Regions from separate parts of the Homo sapiens genome. Here region 1 is linked to region 2. A link is a loop called in an ENCODE intact Hi-C map of the cell type or tissue named here. Cell type or tissue: endothelial cell of umbilical vein. All regions are shown on one strand. Links, peaks and the distances in the headings refer to the core of each region. The heading gives the core; the rest is flanking DNA.

Evidence for each region. A loop is a pair of places that touch in the nucleus more often than their neighbours do. Peaks named below come from ENCODE experiments on the same cell type or tissue, not always from the same donor. Only the 100,000 strongest peaks of a DNase experiment are listed, where the experiment ranks them.
Region 1: it touches region 2 in a loop (5-fold over the local background); 6 of 110 quality-filtered maps call a loop at or near these places.

What each region holds. Positions count from the first base shown.
Region 1 is chr4:37,661,641-37,672,466 of GRCh38, reverse strand. All of the region lies in intron 1 of RELL1 (RELT like 1), which reads left to right. Among named protein-coding and RNA genes, the nearest start is that of RELL1, 19 kb to the left of the region's middle. RefSeq lists enhancers at 5,359-5,916, 5,199-6,398 and a silencer at 8,566-8,860. In endothelial cell of umbilical vein, for the core only: a CTCF peak has its summit at 5,461; DNase peaks (open chromatin) are centred at 4,716, 5,526 and 6,736; H3K27ac peaks cover 4,935 bases.
Region 2 is chr4:37,598,091-37,608,916 of GRCh38, reverse strand. It overlaps a transcript of RELL1 not described here. Among named protein-coding and RNA genes, the nearest start is that of RELL1, 83 kb to the left of the region's middle. RefSeq lists an enhancer at 1,397-2,036. In endothelial cell of umbilical vein, for the core only: a CTCF peak has its summit at 5,750 (motif pointing left); DNase peaks (open chromatin) are centred at 5,696 and 7,176; H3K27ac peaks cover 559 bases.

The DNA of each region.
Region 1 (10,826 bases), core at 1,366-9,365, 64 kb before region 2:
AAGACTCTTGACTTTGAGTCAATGTGGTGTAATACAAATGATATATTTGATCTTGTCCCTGATTCCTGGGACTCCTAAAAATAACCCTTGGGATTTCTTGAGTGATAGGAACATTTTTTGTTACTCATAATGAGCTCCTTTAGACCATACCTGAGTTTGTGCTAATGTGATCCTTGGACTCTTGGTGGGCCCCCAGGTAGCTACGGGATGGGGACTAGTTGCCGGAGGAACCAACCATGTGATTACAGGGTTAGAACTTTTAGCTGCAATCCCTGATCTCTGGGAAGGGAAAGGGGCTGGAGATTGGGTTCACTCAACAACAGCCAGTGATTTTATCAGTCAAACCTGTGTGATAAAAACTTGGTTAAAACTGCAGCAAGGAGGCTAGGAGCTTCTGGGTTGGTGACATATGGATGTGTTGGGAGGATGGTGTGCCTGGAGGGGGCTTGGAAGTTCTGTTTTCGTGCCTGCTCCCCAACCATACCTTGCCCTATGAATCTCTACCATTTGGCTGTATCTGAGTTGTATGCTTCATAATAAAACTGTAATCATAAGTGTAGGGATTTTCTGAATTCTGTGAGTCATTGTTGCCCAAAAGAGTCCCGATCTTGACCCCAGAAGAGGGTTCTTGGACCTCGTGCAAGGAAGACTTCCGGGCAAATCCGTAGAGTAAAGTGAAATCAAGGTTATTGGAAAGTAAAGGAATAAAGAATGGCTATTCCACAGGCTATTCCACAGCAGCCCTCGGGGCTGCTGGTTGGCTATTTTTATGGTTACTTCTTGATTATACGCCGAACAAGGGGTGGATTATTCGTGAGTTTTCCAGGAAGAGGGTGAGCAATTCTCAGAACTGAGGCTTCCTACTTTTTTTAGACCATATAGGTAACTTCCCAACATTGCCATGGCATCTGTAAACTGTCATGGTGCTGGTGGGAGTGTTTCTTAGCATGCCAATGTATTATAGTTAGCATATAATGAGCAGTAAGGATAACCAGAGGTCACTTTCATTGAGTCTTGATTTTGGTGGACTTTCACTGGCTTCTTTACCACACCCTTTTATCAGCAAGGTCTTTGTGACTTGTATCTTATGCTGATCTCCTATCTCATCCTGTGACTTAGAATGCCTAACCTCCTGGAATGCAACTCAGTAGGTCTCAGCCTCATTTTACCCAGCCATTATTCAAGATGGAGTTATTCTGGTTCAAACGCCTCTGATAATTCTAGCAAAATGCCAAACTTATTGAGGGGGGTCATGGAAAGCCCCCAATTTGTAGTCCCTAGGCAGAAGTGCAGTTAGCCTGGGGACCCCATTTGCGGCTGGCATCTGAAGTGGGGTCAGTCTTGTGGGATTGAGTATTTAACCTGTGGAGTCTGCACTAAATGCTAGGTGGTATCAGAATTTAATTGAATTGTGGGACACCCGGTTGGTGTTGGAGAACTGGGTTTAGGAAAAATGGAACAGACAAGTCTTTCCTATTGGGAAAAACCAACTCATAATATGAAAACGTTGGGGCTGGAATAATCTCTCTGAAATTGCATAGTTTACTATTTAGAAGATAAAGGCTCAAAAGTGTTTTTAAAAGATTTAGTGGGGCGGCCGGGTGCGGTGGCTCATGCCTATTATCCCAGCACTTTGGGAGGTCAAGGCGGGCAGATCACGAGGTCAGGAGATAGAGATCATCTTGGCCAACATGGTGAAACCCTGTCTCTACTAAAAAAATACAAAAAATCAGCTGGGCATGGTGGCACGTGCCTGTAGTCCCAGCTACTTGGGAGGCTGAGACAGGAGAATCACTTGAACCTGGAAGGCAGAGGTTGCAGTGAGCAGAGATCACACCACTGCACTCCAGCCTGGGCCACAGAGTGAGACTCCATCTCAAAAAAAAAAAAAGATTTAGTGGGAAAGAAAAAAAATTATCAGGCTGTTCTTTACTATTTATGTGTTTACATTGTGTTTTATAGTGTAATAAAGTAGAAGTTATACTACTATATGGTTTTCTTTGACTCTTGTTTCCTGTGGTTTTCACCAAAGATTTCATAGCACTGTCTCTGCCTCCAACCAATGGAAACATCTAAAATGTCAATATGATGGATTGTAGGTTTAGTAGTCTCTTTACTAAGGGATTTCCAGTATCCTGGTTTACCGCTGTCTACACTATTAATATTACTCTGACACTACAGTGACAATTTCATATGGTTCAACCTTATAGTAATGATGGCTCCTCATTGACTGTTACTTACAGTTAAAAAAAAAAACTATCGATTATGATCAGGACATTTTAGAAACTGCAAAAAGTAGAAAAAGAGAAAAAAATGCCCCAGAGTTCCAGCAAGAAAACATAAATGTTAATTATACTTGGGAGGTATTTTTTTTAACAGGTTCCTTTTTTTCTTTCTTTTTTTTTTTTTTATATTTATTTATTTATTTTTTTATTGATCATTCTTGGGTGTTTCTCGCAGAGGGGGATTTGGCAGGGTCACAGGACAATAGTGGAGGGAAGGTCAGCAGATAAACAAGTGAACAAAGGTCTCTGGTTTTCCTAGGCAGAGGACCCTGCGGCCTTCCGCATTGTTTGTGTCCCTGGGTACTTGAGATTAGGGAGTGGTGATGACTCTTAACGAGCATGCTGCCTTCAAGCGTCTGTTTAACAAAGCACATCTTGCACCGCCCTTAATCCATTTAACCCTGAGTGGACACAGCACATGTTGCAGAGAGCACAGGGTTGGGTTGGGGGTAAGGTCACAGATCAACAGGATCCCAAGGTAGAAGAATTTTTCTTCGTACAGAACAAAATGAAAAGTCTCCCATGTCTACCTCTTTCTACACAGACACGGCAACCATCCGATTTCTCCATCTTTTCCCCACCTTTCCCCCCTTTCTATTCCACAAAACTGCCATTGTCATCATGGCCCGTTCTCAATGAGCTGTTGGGTACACCTCCCAGACAGGGTGGTGGCCGGGCAGAGGGGCTCCTCACTTCCCAGTAGGGGTGGCCGGGCAGAGGCGCCCCTCACCTCCCGGACGGGGTGGCTGGCCGGGTGGGGGGCTGACCCCCCCACCTCCCTCCCGGACGGGGCGGCTGGCCGGGCCGGGGACTGACCCCCCCACCTCCCTCCCGGAGGGAGCGGCTGGCCAGGCAGAGGGGCTCCTCACTTCCCAGTAGAGGCGGCCGGGCAGAGGCTCCCCTCACCTCCCGGATGGGGCGGCTGGCCGGGCGGGGGGCTGACCCCCACCTCCCTCCCGGACGGGGCGGCTGGCCAGGCAGGGGGCTGACCCCCCCCCCCACCTCCCTCCCGGACGGGGCGGCTGGCCGGGCAGAGGGGCTCCTCACTTCCCAGTAGGGGCGGCCGGGCAGAGGCGCCCCTCACCTCCCAGACGGGGCGGCTGGCCAGGCGGGGGGCTGACCCCCCCACCTCCCTCCCGGACGGGGCGGCTGGCCAGGCGGGGGGCTGACCCCCCCACCTCTCTCCTGGATGGGGCGGCTGGCCGGGCAGAGGGGCTCCTCACCTCTCAGACAGGGCGGTTGCCAGGCAGAGGGTCTCCTCACTTCTCAGACGGGGCGGCCGGGCAGAGACGCTCCTCACATCCCGGACGAGGCGACAGGGCAGAGGCGCTCCCCACATCTCAGACGATGGGCGGCCGGGGAGAGACGCTCCTCACTTCCTAGATGGGGTGGCGGCCGGGAAGAGGCGCTCCTCACTTCCTAGATGGGATGGCGGCCGGGCAGAGATGCTCCTCACTTTCCAGACTGGGCAGCCAGGCAGAGGGGCTCCTCACATCCCAGACGATGGGCGGCCAGGCAGAGACGCTCCTCACTTCCCAGACGGGGTGGCGGCCGGGCAGAGGCTGCAATCTCGCCACTTTGGGAGGCCAAGGCAGGCTGCTGGGAGGTGGATGTTGTAGCGAGCCGAGATCACGCCACTGCACTCCAGCCTGGGCACCATTGAGCACTGAGTGAAGGAGACTCCGTCTGCAATCCCGGCACCTCGGGAGGCCGAGGCTGGCGGATCACTCGCGGTTAGGAGCTGGAGACCAGCCTGGCCAACACAGCGAAACCCCGTCTCCACCCAAAAAATACGAAAACCAGTCAGGCGTGGCGGCGCGGGCCTACAATCGCAGGCACTCGGCAGGCTGAGGCAGGAGAATCAGGCAGGGAGGTTGCAGTGAGCCGACATGGCAGCAGTACAGTCCAGCTTCGGCTCGGTATCAGAGGGAGACCGTGGAAAGAGGGGAGAGGGAGAGGGGGAGGGGGAGGGGGAGGGGGTTCCTTTTTTTCTGTGCATACCTCCTCCCTTTTTTGAAAAACATTTTGTGATTTTACTGTGAATAATTAAAATAAAAGGAAATGTGGGGAATGCTAAGACACAAAACACTAAAGAAAAAAAATGACTTATAATCTTACCACTTTGATAACATTTTGATGTCTTTTTTTTTCTTATAAAAACTGGGACCATTTAAGCTCTAAATACTGCTTTGTATGTGTTTTTTTTTCACTTAACATTTTTCATTCACAATTGAGATCATTTTGGACAAAGTGGGTGATGACAAATCTGATCCCTTCATACAAAGTGTTTCTATTGTTTTAAGAGTGCAAAGGAAGTTTAGGATTTCTGAGAAGTAACCAACTGTTTCATCAGTGTTATATGTAGATCAGGGTAGCATTTTAATTTTGTATCTTACAAATGGCAGCAGAATTACTTTTTAACAATTAGCACTTGGTTAAAAAAAAAGATAAATTGACTTGGAAAGAACGTAACTTTTAAATGTACCTTCTCTTCCTAATAACTGACTCACTAGGAAATGCCATTCTGTCATTGTAGATTTATTGCTGTGTTACAGGGATAATGATTATCTGTAGGTTTTCTACCTTCTCTAACTCTACTACGTGAACCCTGTAGTATCTATAATAGAGATGAGCTATGGAGAATCCCATTCCATGGACTTTTACTGAATGTTGAAACTGTGAGCCCTCACATTTCAGCAGTAATGGAGCAGAGTGTGGAGTTCTGGAGCCAGGCTGCCTGGATTAAAGTCACCTTTGATACTTGCTACCTGTGTGACCTGGCATAGGTTACTTAACCTCTCTGTTCTGTAGTTTTACATCTTTAAATGGGGCTGGAAATAATAGAAGCTACCCCATAGAGTTATTGTAAGGATGAAATGAGTTAATATCTGAAAAATGCTTGAAATAGTAACTGTACACATTATACATCAATATGTGACTATTATTAATAGTATTTTTTTCTGTGTGTCTCACTGGTTGCTACTGGTTTTCAGAGTTCTTGTTTGGGTTTCATGCTAGTGACATTCATTTCTCTTCTTTAACATTGACTTCCCTACGTCTAGGGTTTTCCTGGTTACTTCTGTTCAATCTTTCCTTCGTTTGCCTTTTCTGAAGTGACCTTTATTTTCTTTCCTACTCCCTCCTTTACTTTGCCCTTTCTCTAACAGCAGTAGCGGGGACTTCACACCAGGGGACTTCAGCCGGGACAGATCCTTGGAGCTCAACATTTACTCACCTTCCTTTTCCAGTTCCTATGTTCTCAGAAGCCAGCCCACGTGCCTGTCTTGCAGGAACATTGCCCGACCTAACCTGTGACTAATTGGAAAACCCTTCGTTTAGGACTTTTGTAGTTCTCTGTTTAGTCATTATCTGCTTCCTGTTCCTGGAAGGAAGAGAAACACTGGCTTGCATGTGGGGATGTGGGTGCCTGCCTGGCCTTGTGGTACCACCTGAGCAGTGCTGTGTGGTCGCTGCTCACTCACCCCCAGGGCTTATCTTTTCTGCACCCCACATTTAACACTGCCCCTTCCAGCCCAGCTCATGTGATTCCTTGTCCTTTTCTGGATGTTTGATTTTATATCCCCAGCTGAGCTGTGAGCTTGGTGAGGATAGCAACTGCTTTGCTCTTATTACCACAGATAATAATAATCACAGCAATAATGGCTAGCATTTATCAAGTCTTAACTTGGATAAACCCTAGTAATCTCATATAAGGCTTAGAAACTATTATTATTTTATGGATGAGGAAACTGAGGCACAGAGATGCTAATTGACCTTGCCTGGGGCTTCACAGCTAGGAAACAAATTGAACACAGTGCAGCCAAGAAAAAAGCCAGTTTCTGCTTTTGCTTCCATGCTTCATAGGGAGTAGTCTTGCTTCAGAGTTGGCCCTGCGTGCAACAGACCTTGGTTCAAATGTTGGCCCAGCCATTTCCCAGATGAGTGACTTCAGCTTCAATACTTTGTTCTTGATCATCTCCATTTCTAAGATGGGTTTAATATTAACACCTATCTCAGAGTTGTAGAGATAAGAAATGATAATGTAAGTAAAAATTCCAGTAAAGGTTAGTGGCTGTTAGCAGTTGGTGGTAAAGTAGTTGAGCATCCTAGAGGCCCTGGATCTGGAAATCATAAACCCCCAACACTCCACAGGGGCATCAGTCACCATCTCTCTTTCTCCCTCTGCCTGGTCGGGTGCTGGGCCAGTCTTCCTTTCTGACGCCCTTGCTTCCCTCCAGCCAGCTCAGCACCACCCATTTTTTCCCCATGTGATTAGTTTATGTCCTATTCTGCAGGGTAGAAATGACTTGGCTGGACTTCTAACCCTGACAGGTGCCAGTTGTGCCCAGAAACCAGGGATCTAGCTCCCCAAGGACTGGTTTCCTGCACCAGCTCTCTGTAAGCTTCAGGGAATTCACTGATTTCCTAAAGGAGCACCCCTTTGACCCCATTTCTTCCCGTTGCTACTGGAGACAGGCTGAGATGGCGTGTTTCCTCCTATTTGATGGTTTTTTTCTGGCCCTTGCTACTTAGACTTCCTCCCATAGTTTAAATAATTTCTAACCTAGTTCTTGGTTGGCCTCTTGCAAGGAATATACATGAACAGTTCTGTTAGGACTCGCAGCCACGTGGAAATTGGGCAGTAGCCTTTGGTGAGGTTGTGTAAGCTCGGATTTAGCGTCCCCTTATGGATCTGGCAGTTGGGGATGAATTGGAGTCCTGTGAAAATCCAGTTGAGAGCTAGTTCCCCAAGCTGGGTTTAGGAATGTGCTGCTATTTATAGCCTTTCTTTTGGATCTTTGCAAACTGGAAACTTCTGTTGATTTCGATGAACCCAGGAGCATGCTGGTATATTTACATCCTTCAGAAAGGACTTACCCAACAAGGGGGTGAAGCAGTGGGGTGTATCAGTTGTCCAGCTCTGAAAAGAATCTACTTATTTATGTTTGTAAAAACTGTTGGCATTTGGCAAATGGGGTGTAAGTACACTGGATATTCTGTTCTACCAAATAGGATCTTAACAAAACTGCTTATAAAGTTACTGTGAACTTGGGGACTTGATTGATTACCCAGGAGCCCTTCTGCAATGAGAGAATTTGCTTTCACATATAACATTGCTGCAGCAGATGTTTCAGGCACTCCTACTGTGTTGCAGGAACTGTGTTAGGGATTAGAGGTACAAACCTTCACTTCCCCACCTCCACTTAGGGAAAGAGGTGTTTGACTTCAGTCAGGGTTTTCCGGCGAGTTCTGTGTCCTGCTGGGATTCCTGCCTTTGACCGTGGTATGTCTGAGTGGTGCGCTGTTGTAGTGAGGTGGGTGGGGAAAATGTCCTCCTAAGCTTTGGTTCTTCTGCTTGGCTCATTTCTCTGCCTCGACCCAGTGATATCATGTAGGCCACTGATTTATTTACAGAATGATGATATTACCTAACTTCTTGGGATTAGGGATTTCAAATAAAAGAATGAATGTGAAAGTGCATTGAAAAGTGTGTTATTTGGGTGGGAACTTTTATATCTTGTACTGTGTGTCCCTATCTCATGTGTATGATTGAAAATTTTCTTTATTCCTCTCCTTTCTTTTTAAATATTTTTTCTGAAAGATTTTTAGATGCCATGTAATTAACATTGCTAGTACAAATTATGTTTGTGGCAACCACTGAATAACAGTTTTTGAGCAATAATGTGAACACATGCATCTGTGAATAAGGTGCTTTTCAATAGCTAGAGAAAGGTCTTTTACTTTTACCTTTATGATAGTTATAGAGGGAGATGAAGTAGTTATACATGAGTGATTTTTTTTTTTTTTTGAGATGGAGTCTCACTCTGTCACAGTGATGGGATCTCAGCTCACTGCAAGCCCTGCCTCCCAGGTTCAACCCGGGTTCAAGCAATTCTCCTGCCCCAGCCTCCCAAGCAGCTGGGACTACAGGCACGTGCCACCATGCCCAGCTAATTTTTGTATTTTTAGTAGAGACGGGGTTTCACCATGTTGGCCAGGATGGTCTTGATCTCTTGACCTTGTGATCCACCTGCCTCGGCCTCCCAAAGTGCTGGGATTACAGGCATGAGCCACTGCGCCCGGTCGATCTTTTGTTTTTTGCAGTTAAAATTAATATTGGGAAATTTTGTGCTATGAAGGTTTTTAAAAAATGAAGCCACTACAAATTTCATTCACCTACAGCTGACTTCAGTCTTTTTTTTATGAAGATGATTTTTACACCAGAAGAAGATATGTGCAAGTTCCAGTGTTAATCGTATATCATAGGGTCATTGGAGAGAGGCAGCTTCTTAGTGTTTAAGGGCCTTGGGTGGGTGAATGTTGACCTGTATGCAGCCCAGCTGTGTGGTTCATTGGTGACAGTTTAACAAAGCCACCTAAATGCATGTGTCACTAGATAAAACCCAAGGCCACCGCCACTTACAGACACTGTTAAGCAACATGGCTAAGAGTGTGGGCCCCGGGATTCCATTGTCTGGGTTGGATCCTGTCCTCCTACACACCGAGGCTTGTTATTGAACCCGTGTGCCTCATTTTCCTCATCTGCGAATGGGGGTAATGAGAGATGCTTCCTTACAGATGCTGCGAGGGAAGAATGAGATTGCCCAGGAAGCATCCAGAACACTGCCTGACACCACTAACACCCCGTGTGAATGCTGCGATTGACAATTAAAGTAGCAACTCATTCTTTATGACGTACCACCTTTCAGAAATAATCTGAAGCAAATATTAGATTTCTGAAGCCCTGTTGCTTTAAGGTCACTTCAAACAAATGACTTCTTCAGAATTCCATTTCTTTCTTGAGTGGACATAATGTGTAATTTTAAAGGTTCGCAAGAGCCATTAGTCAGAGGCTCTCTCCATTCCTGTTGTGCAGCCACCCAGCCCCTTCCCAGGAGACAGACGGTGCTATCAGTAAATAAAGACTTTGGAAAAGTCCCCAAATGGACAGCACCAAAAATAGCAAAAGGAGGAGGGGCAGCGAAAGAGGGAGGGAGGGGCTGGAGAACAGGAAAAGAAGATGGGGAGAGAGTCAGCAGGGAGCCCTCCCAGTCCTTGAGCCCCACGGGTATTGCTTTTCCTCACGCCCCTCTCTGAGGACCCCACTGATGTGTGCAGCCATCAGTGAGGGTCTGTGGGAATCTCCTCAGTCTTCTGTCTTAGAGGCACAGTTGGTGGCTTCCTGGCCTGTATCCCAAAGCAAATAACTGGCAAGCTGACCTTGCTCCAGTCTGGGGTGAGGCCAGGTCAGATGAGCCTTCTGTTGTATCCTGAATGCAAACCATTGTTTGAGATACTCTGGAAGAGTCCAGAAGTTGAGGTCCTTGGCCTCTCAAGACACCGGGATCCTAGAGTTAATTTCCTCCCAAGACGGAGCTTTGGGCGAGGTGGGAGGTGGGGGAAGATGGGGGGATGGGGGTGGCTGTAGCTGTCATCTGTGTTGGAGTTCTGTGGCTTTAAGAAATAACTTCAAATGGTAAACCCGAGACAGTGTGGAGTAGGCTAGGGACTTTATCTGACTCTGCAAAGTTATTTTTCTCTCTTCAGTTCAAATTGAAGCCAGGGATGGTAATATTTAGATTTCATCTTTTTTTTTTTTTTTAAGATGTTTCTTTATATTGACATCACTCAAGTTTCAGTCCTTTGTTCTGGTAGCAACCCGGGGTTCAGGAATGCTCTGAGTGCCCCAGCCTCCTGCCTGTCAAGAGTGTCCTGTTCCCTTTTTGTCCAGCCAAATTCAGTTATTCTGTTGAGGCTCAGCATAAAGTCCTTTTTCTTTCTGGATCATCTTTGTTACTTCCCTTCTCAATCTATGTGGTATTTAAGAAGAAAGCCCCAGCTTAAGGATAGGTTATGCCCCAAATACTACTTTTGAGTAAGTAGATTGTAAGTTGAAATGCATTTTCCCATTAAAAATGATAATTATCATTAGTAATGATAATTTTTCAAGGCATCCATTAGCCAAATGCATCTGAAAATAAGGATTTATAGCTAGGCTTTGCTGACTTCTGCACGTTTTATTGGGGAAGTTGTCTGAGCTTCCATCTGTTCCCAGAGTGGTCTTTGCAACCCAGAATCAGACTCCAGGGCTCATGACTCATGGTAGCATTTCAGGAATTTTAACAAAATAAAAGTAATTGAGGGACTGTATGCAGCTGGCGTTGGGTGGGGTTTTGTTTCATGGGTGGGTGGACTTTGGCAGGTGGGTGCCATCTGGGTGTCCCCTCCCTGCCCAGTCATAGCTGCCTTTTCGGGGAAAGGTGGGGTTGTAGCAGCTGTTTGTCTAGGAATTGTCTGGAAGCTGGTAGCTGCCTCAAGTTTCACTACAGAGTTCAGCACTTATTTATATACTGACTTACAGTGTTCTCCAATTCTGTTTAAGCCCATTTGTTCTCTCTACAACATATTCTTGAGCTTGGGCAAATGCTGTGTCTTTATGATTGCCACTGTGGGTAGATGGTCTTAGAGACTGTGACTTTAGTTATCTCTGTAACCAAATAGGAATAATTTGGGGATGATTTTATTTTGTAGAATTTGCTT
Region 2 (10,826 bases), core at 1,746-9,745:
GCTCATGCCTGTAATCCCAGCACTTTGGGAGGCTGAGGCGGGCTGATTGCTTGAGGTCAGGAGTTTGAGACCAACCTGGCCAACACGGCGAAACCCTGTCTCCACTAAAAATACAAAAACTAGCTGGGCATAATGGTGCACACCTGTAATCTCAGCTACTCAGGAGGCTGCAGTAGAAGGATCACTTGAATCCGGGAGATAGAGATTGCAGTCACTGCACACCAGCCTGGGTGACAGAGCTAGACTCTGTCTCAAAAAAAAAAAAAAAAATTAAATTTAAAAATCTTATGAACCAACGTCTGCTGGCTTCCAACCTTTTTTCTGCAGCTTCCTACCTTTTTTCTGCAGCTTCCTCACTTCTTTCAGTCATTATAGAACTGAAGAGTTAGGACCTTGCTCTGTATTAGGCTTGGGCTTAAGGGAATGTTGTGGCTGGTTTGATTTTTTTATCCAGGCCACTGAATCTGTCTCCGTATCAGCAATAAGGCTGTTGCACTTTCTTATCATTCGTGTATTTGCTAGAGTAGCATTTTAAATTTTCTTCAAAACTTTTGCTTTGCTTTGCATTCACAACTTAACTATTTGGTACAGGAGGCCTAATTTTCTGCCTGTCTCGGCTTTTGACACGCCTTAATCATTTCTAGCTTTTTATTTAAGGTGAGATGCATGTGACCCTTCCTTTCACTTGAGCAGTGAGAAGCCATTGTAGGGTTACTAACTGGCCTAATTTTAATATTTTGTCTCAGGGAATAGGGAGGCCTGAGGAGAGGGAGAGAGACGGGAACGGCTGGTTGGTCGGGCAGTTGGAACACACATGCACAGCATTTACAGATTAAGTTTGTCATTTTATGTGGGCACAGTTCATGTCATCCCAAAACAATTACAATAGTAACATCAGAAATCGCTGATCACGGATCACTATAATAGATATAATAATAATTAATTGAAAAGTTTGAAATATTTCAAGAATTACCCATATGTGACACAGGGACATGAGTGAGCACATGCTGTTGGAAAAGTGGTGCTGATGGCTGGGCGCAGTGGCTCACGCCTGTAATCCCTGCACTTTGGGAGGCCGAGGCAGGCGGATCACGAGGTCAGGAGACCGAGACCATCCTGGCCACCATGGTGAAACCTTGTCTTTACTAACATACAAAAAAAAGAAAAAAATTAGCCAGGTGTGGTGGTGCGTGTCTATATCCCCAGCTACTTGGGAGGCTGAGGCAGGGGAATTGCTTGAACCTGGGAAGAGGAGGTTGCAGTGAGCTGAGATTGTGCCGCTGCACTCCTGCCTGGGCGACAGAGCAAGACTCCACCTCAAAAAAAAAAAAAAAAAAGAAAAGAAAGAAAAGTGCTGATGGACCTTCTCGACTTGCAGGGTTGCCACACACGTACGGTTCATTAAAAAACAAAACAAAAACAAACAAGAAAACCCTACAATATCTGCAAAGCACACTACAGCAAAGTGCAATAAAATGAGGTATGCCTGTTACTGCTTTTTAAATTTGAAGATAATTTTGGACTTGTAGAAGAGTTGCAAAAGCAGTACAGAGTTCATGTAAACCCTTCCCTCCATTTCCCCGTATGTTACCATCTTAACTATAAAAAAGTGATCACAACTAAAAAACTAACAGTGGTACAGTACCATTCATTAAACCACAACGTTCTTTGGATTGCATCCATTGTCTCACTAATGTCCCCCTGCTGTTCCAGGATCACCCACTGCATTTAGTTGTTGGATCCTGTCCCCTCTGATCTGTGGTTGCCCTTTAGTCTTTTCTTGTGTTTCGTGATCTTGACACTCGAATGTACTGATCAGTTCTTTTGTAGACTCTCCCTCAACCTAGGTGTTTCAGCTGATTCTTGTGATTAGACGGAGGTTTTGCATAAGGGAAGGGACACCATACAGGTGATGTGCCCTTCCCATTGAATCATGTCAGGAACGTGATGGTACATATTACCCGTGATGTCAATCTTCATCATTGCCCAAGGTGGTGTCTGCCAGGTTTCATTTTGGTAAAGTTACTATTTTCCCTTTGTAATTAATGAATATTAGATGGGAGATACTTAGAGATTAGGCCAATATCTTATTTCTGCTTAAACTTTCACACATTAATTTTACCATCTGTATGAGTTTTCTAGGGCTACCATAACAAATTACCAAAACCTGGGTGCCCCAGAACACAGAAGTGTATTCTTTCACAGTCTAAAAAGCCAGACCCTGAAGTCAAGGTGTCTGCAGGGTTGATTCCTTCTGATATCTCTGGGGTATAATCTGGCCCATGCCTCCCTCCCAGCTTCTGATGGTTGCTGGCAATTCTGGCATTCTGTGTCTTCTTTCCTGTGTGAGGGAGTCCTCTGCTCTTACAAGGACACCAGGCATTGGGTTTAGGGTCCACCCTAATCCAGTATGACTTTATCTTAACTTGATTACATTTGCAGAGAACCCATTTCCTGATAAGGTCATATCCACAGGTCTCAGAAGGTAGGACTTCAACATCAACAGGTCTTGTGGGGGATATCATTCAACCCACCACACCAACCATTGGTGGATCCTGGCTGCAGTGGCTATGTCTGTGGTAGGAGCCCTTTCAGGTTGGTGCCCATGTCCCTTGATGTGGTTCCATCCTTTACTTTTCTCCTTCCTCCACCTATTACACACTCTTTCTTTCTTTCTCTTGTCTTCTTTCCTTTTTCTTTCTTTCCTTCTTTCTTTCTTCTTTCTCTTTCTTTCTTCTTTCTCCTTTTTTTCTTTCTTTTCTTTCTCTCTCTCCCTTCCTTCCTTCTCCTCCTCCTTCTCCTCCTCCTCCTTCTTCTTGCCTTCCATCCTTCCCCTTTCTTGCATCTTTTTCCTTCCTTCCCTTTCTTCTTTTTCTTTCTTTCTCCTTCCTTCTCTTTCTCTTCCTCCTTTCTTCTACCCTCTCTTCCTTCTTCCCTTCCTTCCTCCCTCCCTCTCTCCTTCCCTTCCTCTTTCTCTCCTTCTCTCTCTCCCTCCCTCCCTTCCTTCCTCTTTCTTCCTTTCTTTCTCTTTCTTTCCTTCTTTCCTTTCTCTTTCTTTTCTTTTCTTTTCCTTCTTTCTTTCTTTCTTTCTTTCTTTCTTTCTTTCTTTCTTTCTTTCTTTCTCTTTCTTTCTCTCTCTCTCTCTCTCTCTTTCTTTATTCTTTTTCTTTCTTTCTTGACAAAGTCTCACTCTGTCGCCCAGGCCAGAGTGCAGTGGTACAATCTCGACTCGCTGCAACGTTTGCCTCCCAGGCTCAAGTGGTTCTTCTGCCTCAGCCTCCTGAGTAGCTGGGATTACAAGCATACGCCACCACACCTGGCTACATTTTGTATTTTTAGTAGAGACAGGGTTTCACCATGTTGGCCAGGCTGGTTTTGAACTCCTGGCCTCAAGTGATCCACCTACCTCAGCCTTCCAAAGTGCTAGGATTACAGGTCCTTTCTTTTTTGAAAGCCCTTTATTACTTTCTGGCACCACAAGATTCTCCAGGTTCATCTTGTCTTGTATTTTCCTTGCCCCAGCCCTGAAATCAACCACTAACCCAAGGAGCCCTGGTTCCTTTTATTGGACAATGATGTTTAGAAATAAAGAGGACTAGGTGTCCTCATTGATGCTGGGATGTCACAGCTACTAGGCCCCCTGTACACACATATATACATACACACACACCAACCCATGCGGATACACACATCTTTATGTATTTTTTGTATCTATCTGTAAAACAAAAGCATGTGCCCACACTGCTACTTCTGACTCCAGGCTTGCTCCATAGTACTCGTTCTAAGCTTCCTGCTTTCCTTATTTGTAACTTTCTTCTCCAACAGTGAGGAAACCTGGCTCTTATTATCTATGATATTTTTACATGTTTATTCAACACTAGCATACATATTAAGTAGTTTGAAAATATATTACTGTGAGAAACACACTTTCCAACTGAAGTACTGTGTGTATGTGTGTGTCTCTGTGTGTGTATGTGTGTGTCTGTGTGTGTGTGTCTGTGTGTGTGTGTGTGTGTCTGTGTGTGTGTCTGTGTGTATGTGTGTGTGTGTCTGTGTGTGTGTGTCTGTGTGTGTGTCTGTGTGTATGTGTGTGTCTGTGTGTGTGTCTGTGTGTGTGTCTGTGTGTGTGTCTGTGTGTGTCTGTGTGTGTGTGTGGTTCTTGTTTTTAGCCTTACAGTATTCTGTCAAAACTGTATTTGCCAAAGTTTCTTAAGTCAGCTCCTTTGTTCCCCACCCGCTTCTGCATGGTAATGTGACTCATTTGTAACACAGAGTCATTTGTCACCATCTGCATTCCATCTCTCCTTCATATCCTGGTTGAGATTTTTAAAATGTATAGACAGCAAACTTCACTCTGTGTGGTACCTCATAGGATTCTGATTTGGAGTGTGCGTGTGTGTGTGCGCGTGTGTATGTCCTTGAAAACAAGATGATCAATAACAGCTTATGCTGAGGAAGTGGAAAGGTTGATTTGGTCATTTGTGACCAAGTCACAACATGAGAACCAGAAACTCAGAATGTGTGCACTAGGATGGATGTTAGAATTCCTCCAATCCCGATTTATAGTTGAAAGGGGTCACTTGGGGACGACGGGCTTAGTTTTTGGTTAATTGGCCTTTTTGATATCCCCTCTAGTACATGTGTAATGTAGAATGGGGACGTTTGGTCACTAACTGGCTTTCATGTCTTTCTTGGCTCATTAGGGGAGTAGTGGGCAGCTGGCAATGTGGCACATATGACCCTTCTGTTCCCCATGGTGACGGACGCTAGCCTCACAACGCTGGCCCTGAACAATTGGTTCAGCAAGCTCCCCACCCTGGCAGTTCCAGCACTTTGGGAGGCCAAGGTGGGCAGATTGCTTGAGCTCAGGAGTTTGAGACCAGCCTGGGCAACGTGAAAAAACCCTGACTCTTTGAAAAATACAAAAGAAAGTAGCCGAGCATGATGGCCCGTGCCTGCAGTCCCAGCTACTTGGGAGGCTCAGATGGGAGGATTGCTTAAGCCTGCGAGGTCAAGGCTCTGGCGAGCCATAATTGTGCCATTGCATTCAAGCCTAGGTGACAGAGTGAGACTCTGTCTCAAACAAACAAACAAACAACAACAACAAAAAAAAGCAACCAGCACTGCCTGTTTTCCCTCTGCACATTCCCTCCCTTTCCTCACACCAGGAAAGAAGACTACACAGCAGGAAATATAGTCTCCACCAGCCCCCTGGGTGAATTTGCCAGGGGGCCTGCCCATGGTCTTGAATGCTCCTGCACTTCTTTTTCAAATCTGTCTTCACATCCAGGCTTCCTCCACCCCAAAAGGCGGGGAACCCTTCCTTCTGTCTCACTGAGGACAGTAGAGTTGGGGGCTTGGAAATGGCGTCGCGCGATTTAGTGCATAGTATCACTGAGGGCGTGTTGTGTGGTCAAAGAGGACTATGTTTTGTATCTGAGGTTTGACTTGCCAGTTCTTAGATCCTCCGACCCTTTAGTCTGGGTGGGGCATGTTGGTTCTACCCAAGGATTCCCTCCTCTCCTCATCTTCCCAGAACCATGCTGCAGGACTGTTCTCAGATCTCCCCAGGGTACCCTCACTGTAGCTCTAAACACCTAAAGGACAGCTGGGACTTCTTTGTCTTGGGCATTTTGTGGCGTGGCCAGGGGGTGGTGTGGCTGCCCACGCGGTTCAGCTGGTGTCCAGCTCTGCAGGTCCTCCCACAGAGCTGGCCCTTCGCTCCCTCTGCTGGCCGAATCGGAGAACTGCACGGCCGTTGGGGGGTTGGTGCTGTATCTTCCTTCAAGCCCTGGTGTTGCAGAAAGTACTCGTGATTTTTTGCTGAATGAATAAATAAACAAAAGCCCACCTTTAAAAACGAAAGACTACCATTAGCTATTTTGTGAGAGTAAAGGTTCAAGTCTAGTTTTTTTCTAACTGATTTTCTGGCACTGCCAGTTTGTCTTTATTGTTTTTCTCATCGGACGCTCCATTTTCTCACCTGGGAGCTTGTGTCACTGCAGGTGTTACCTGGATACTGGTGAGAATGATTCGGTTCCGCTTTGGAGGGAACCCCGCGCGCTGAATGCTGTCATGGAAGTGGTGTGGTCTCAGAGAAGTAGGCACGACCTTTGCTGTTGCGTTTGAGCCCCACACTCACCACTGTGTGACATTGAGAAAGGTATCTTATCTTTCTGAGCCTCAATGCCATCTGTAAAATGACCTGTCTCACAGGAGTTTTAAGGATCAGAAAAATGCCTGCAAATCCTCTGTCTTCTCATCCACCCCTACCGAGGGCGCGACTGCTGTAAGCGGCATGTTTGGTAACTTGGTGAAGGGTCTACATGCGTCCATCCCCCACGGCTGATCAGAGTGGCTGTGACTGGTCCAGCACACACAACTTTGTCTGAGTCGAGTTGAGCCGGCCAGTTGCTTGCTGTGGAACTGAGCCACAGAGTTCCATAGCCTCATGGGGAAGCCCATGAGGGTTCCCATGGCTAAAGGTACAGCATTAGCCGCCAGAGCAATAAACCATTTTCTCCAGCAAATGGGCTGGAAAAAATGGTTTATTGCTCTGGTGGCTAAAGCTGTGGGCTAGGGGCTGGTGAAGACCATATTTCCTGCTGTGTAGTCTTCTTTCCTGGTGTGATGAAAGGGAGGGAATGTGCGGAGGGAAGACAGGCAGTGCTGGTTGCTTTTTTTTTTTTTTTTTTGGTTTGAGACAGAGTCTCACTCTGTCACCTAGGCTTGAATGCAGTGGCACAATCATGGCTCACCAGAGCCTCGACCTCCCAGGCTCAAGCAATCCTCCCACCTGAGCCTCCCAAGTAGCTGGGACTGCAGGCACAGGCCATCATGCTCAGCTACTTTATTTTGTATTTTTCAAAGAGACAGGTTTTTTTCACGTTGCCCAGGCTGGTCTCGAACTCCTGAGCTCAAACGATCTGCCCACCTCAGCCTCCCAAAGTGCTGGAACTACAGGCATGAGCCACTGTGCCCAGCCTGGTTGCTTTCAAGCCCCAGATTCAGTTGTCCCCAAGGCCTAGTTGCCCTTCTGAACTTCACGAACATTTCAAGGAAATTCTTTTGTTATCTAGTTTGGGTTTCTGTCATTTGCAACCAACCAACCAAACCAACAAAAAGAACTCATGACTAATGCAGTTATTTGCAGAAACGTAGCTATAGGAGGAGTTATAGAGCCACATGGAAAGTGAAGCTCTGGCATCCAGCCCTGCAGCTGAGACTTCCTAGAGCTGCCTTCACTCCATCGCCAGAAGGCCTGGCCATGGTGCGGTTTCTGTTGTGAAATGCTTTTGCAAACCCTTTTCCTTTTATTGCTTCAGGAGAATTTCCTTTCACCATCTTTCCTGGATTGGCACAGGGCTCATTCTTACAGCTCCCGATAAGAGCACAGATTTGGCATTCAGATGCCTTTGCTGTCTGTGACCTTAAACTCTTTGGACCCCGTCTTCTAACTACAGAATGAAGATAATATGTGCCTTTTAGGGTGGTTGTGAGGATCATATGAGCTCAGATGTGTAATGCACTTAGTACAGGCCAGGCACAGTCAGTGCTCACTCAGTGGTCTCTCAGATGAAACAGAACAATCTATTGGCCACAGAGATGCCAAGTTCCAACCCTCTGTAGTGGAATAAATGATGGGGATTTTGCCTTTTGAGAGTTAGTTTTTGATGTTTCTGCCACAGCCATATTGTTTATAACATTCGAAGGTGGGCTGGGGGCGGAACCAGGTACAAGATGTAACTGCAAAGCCTATGGGGCCTGAGGTTCTCCTGATGGCAGGTCAACTGCCTTATTGGAAAGAATGACTTTCTTGCCTTGACTGATGTTGAATGAACCCAGATCTACCAGCTAAGGAGCATGGTCTCTTCCTCTGTTTGTTCAGGCTGAAATTTTATCTTAACCCTTTTATGACAAGATGTGCATGTAGCATAGGCATCTCAGTGAGTTTAAAAGTAACTCAATTTATTTTCATTCCTAAGTTAATCTAGCTGAGAAATCATAGACAAAATACTCTTGAAATCATAACATTATACCCAAATTGAAAAAATATATGGGTTTACTTATTACAGATGAATATTAGTGTTGACCAAATCAAACAAAAACTACACACACACACACACACACACACACGCACAAATCCATACTAAATAAAACCCAAGCCAGACACAACCTCTCCAAAATAACCAATCAACCCTCCCAAATCTTCCATGGTTTCTGTTTTGTATTAAAAATGCATTTTATTTTATAAAATCTTATTTGGGGCATGAGGAAAGATAAAAGAAAGGTCAATTTTAATGCTATAAATATTCACTTCAAATGCAATGTGACTTAAAGTTCAAAGGATAAATTCCCGTGTGTTCTACAATTGTTAAATGATGAAGATAATGAGAATAAAAATACACTAAAATTGAAGTGCCCCCAAGATGCATTTTTGCCTTTAGACGATTATTAATGATGTAGGTAGAACAGAACTTACCCAGTTTAGAAATTAGTATTATTAGAAGTGATTCATACAGCTTTGGTGGGTAGCAACAAAGATCTAGTTATTTAAAAAAGCATTGAGTGTTACTCATAGAAGTGGGCCAGTGACCTTCGCTGGATAATAAAAGTACATCTAACTTTTTTTTTTTTTTTTTTTTTTGAGATGGAGTCTCGCTCTGTCACCCAGGCTGGAGTGCAGTGGCGCAATCTTGGCTCACTGCAACCTCCGCCCCCTGGATTAAAGCAATTCTCCTGCCTCAGCCTCCAGAGTAGCTGGGATTACAGGTGTGCACCACCACGCCTGGCTAATTTTTATATTTTTAGTAGAGACAGGGTTTTGCCACGTTGGCCAGGCTGGTCTTGAATTCCTGACATCAAGTGATGCGCCTGCCTCGGCCTCCCGGAGTGCTGGGTTTACAGGCGTGAGCCACTGTACTCGGACAAAATTACATCTAACATTTATTGTTTACTTTGTGCTGGGTACGTGCTAAGCACTTTTTATCTCATTTAAATCTCATTATGGCCGAGAGAGGGGCCTAGCCATCACCTCCACTATACAGATGATGAAACTGAGGAAAGGAATCTTAAGCTATGTAGGGGTGGTTCATGGGTGGGGACATATGGCCCCTGGATCTGCCTCAACCTTTGTAGGGAAAGGAAATTCATGGTCTTACGATTGCCGCAAAAATACCATTGACAGTAGACAGTCTCAGAGATTTTACAGATAAAGCTGAAGCTGTCCTCACAGGGTTAACAAGAATTCTGGATTAAGCATTAATCAGGCTGTACTTTGGCCCACTTCCTTGTCACCAAAAGTCCTGTAGTAGCACTAGATCCTGGCCATGTGCATCCCCATTGTTCCTATAGATAGGATTTCTGACATTAGAATCATAAAGCTTTTGTTAGAATTGCTTAAGGTGTTTTCCCCCAAATTCCAGTGAAACAGCTGACAGCCAACCCACCCAGACAAATGGGATCAGCATGAGAATACAGTTTCTTCATCACCCTGTCCCATGACTTCACCCTGTACTCTTCGACCAATCAACTATCACCACACTTAGGCTTACTCCAAACCCTTTAAAATGCCTAGCCCCAAACTCCTCAGGGAGACAGATTTGAGGTTTCCTTCCATCTCCTCGTTCAGCGGCCCTCCCATTAAACCTCTTGCTCTGCGGCAACCCCGTGTCTCAGCTATTGACTTGCGGCACGTTGGGCAGCAGACCTATTATGGTTACAAGGCCTTGACTAACTTTTCTATTCTTTATTACAATCTTCCTTAGAACCAGAACAAAACCCCCTTTTAATCCCAATTGACAATACATACAATTTTACATATACAAAATTGGGTTGTCTCACATTTTGATTCAGCCCTTATCTTTGTCTAATGGCAACATGGATGTTGCCACAGAGAGGCATATTATGTCACCTTTAAAAGCACAGGTTTGGGCCAGGCGCGGTGGCTCACGCCTGTAATCCTAGCACTTTGGGAGGGTGAGGTGGGTGGATTGCCTGAGCTCAGGAGTTCGAGACCAGCCTGGGCAACACGGTGAAACCTTGTCTCTACTAAAATACAAAAAACTAGCTGGGCATGGTGGTGCACGCTTGTAATCCCAGCTACTCGGGAGGCTGAGACAGGAGAATCGCTTGAAGCTGGGAGGCAGAGGTTATAGTGAGCTGAGATCACACCACTGCACTCCAGCCTGGGTGACAGAGCGAGACTCCATCTCAAAAAAAAAAGCACCGGTTTGTTGTTCAGTCTGGGTTCAGTTGAGATTCTGCCACTGTCTGGTTGTGTGATTCTGGATGAGTTATTTAGCTGTTTGAGCCTCCATTTTCCCATGTGTGAAATGGGGACAATCATACCTATAGCTCATGGCGTCACGGTAGACTTCAGTGAGATGATTCACGTGCAGTACTTAGAACAAGGCTGACTGCATTTGGTGCTTAACACATAGCAGTACTGAAAATGTTAAGCTATAGTCATACCTATAAAAATACTAAAAACAACAACAAAATACCAAAACCCATAACTTGTTGGCTCCCAGAAATTAATTACTGAATACAATTTCTACGTTAATATTTGGCAAATTATTTTGAAGTAATGTCTTTGCAGATTTTTTCTCTATATATTTTCTTCCTATAAACTTTTTTTTTTTTTTTTTTTTTTTTTTTTTTTTGAGACAGAGTTGCACTTTGTTTCCCAGAACAGAACATTCAAGGAAATTCTTTTGTTATCTAGTTTGGGTTTCTGTCATTTGCAGCCAACCAACAAAACCAACAAAAAGAACTCATGACTAATGCAGTTATTTGCAGAAAAGTAGCTATAGGAGGAGTTATAT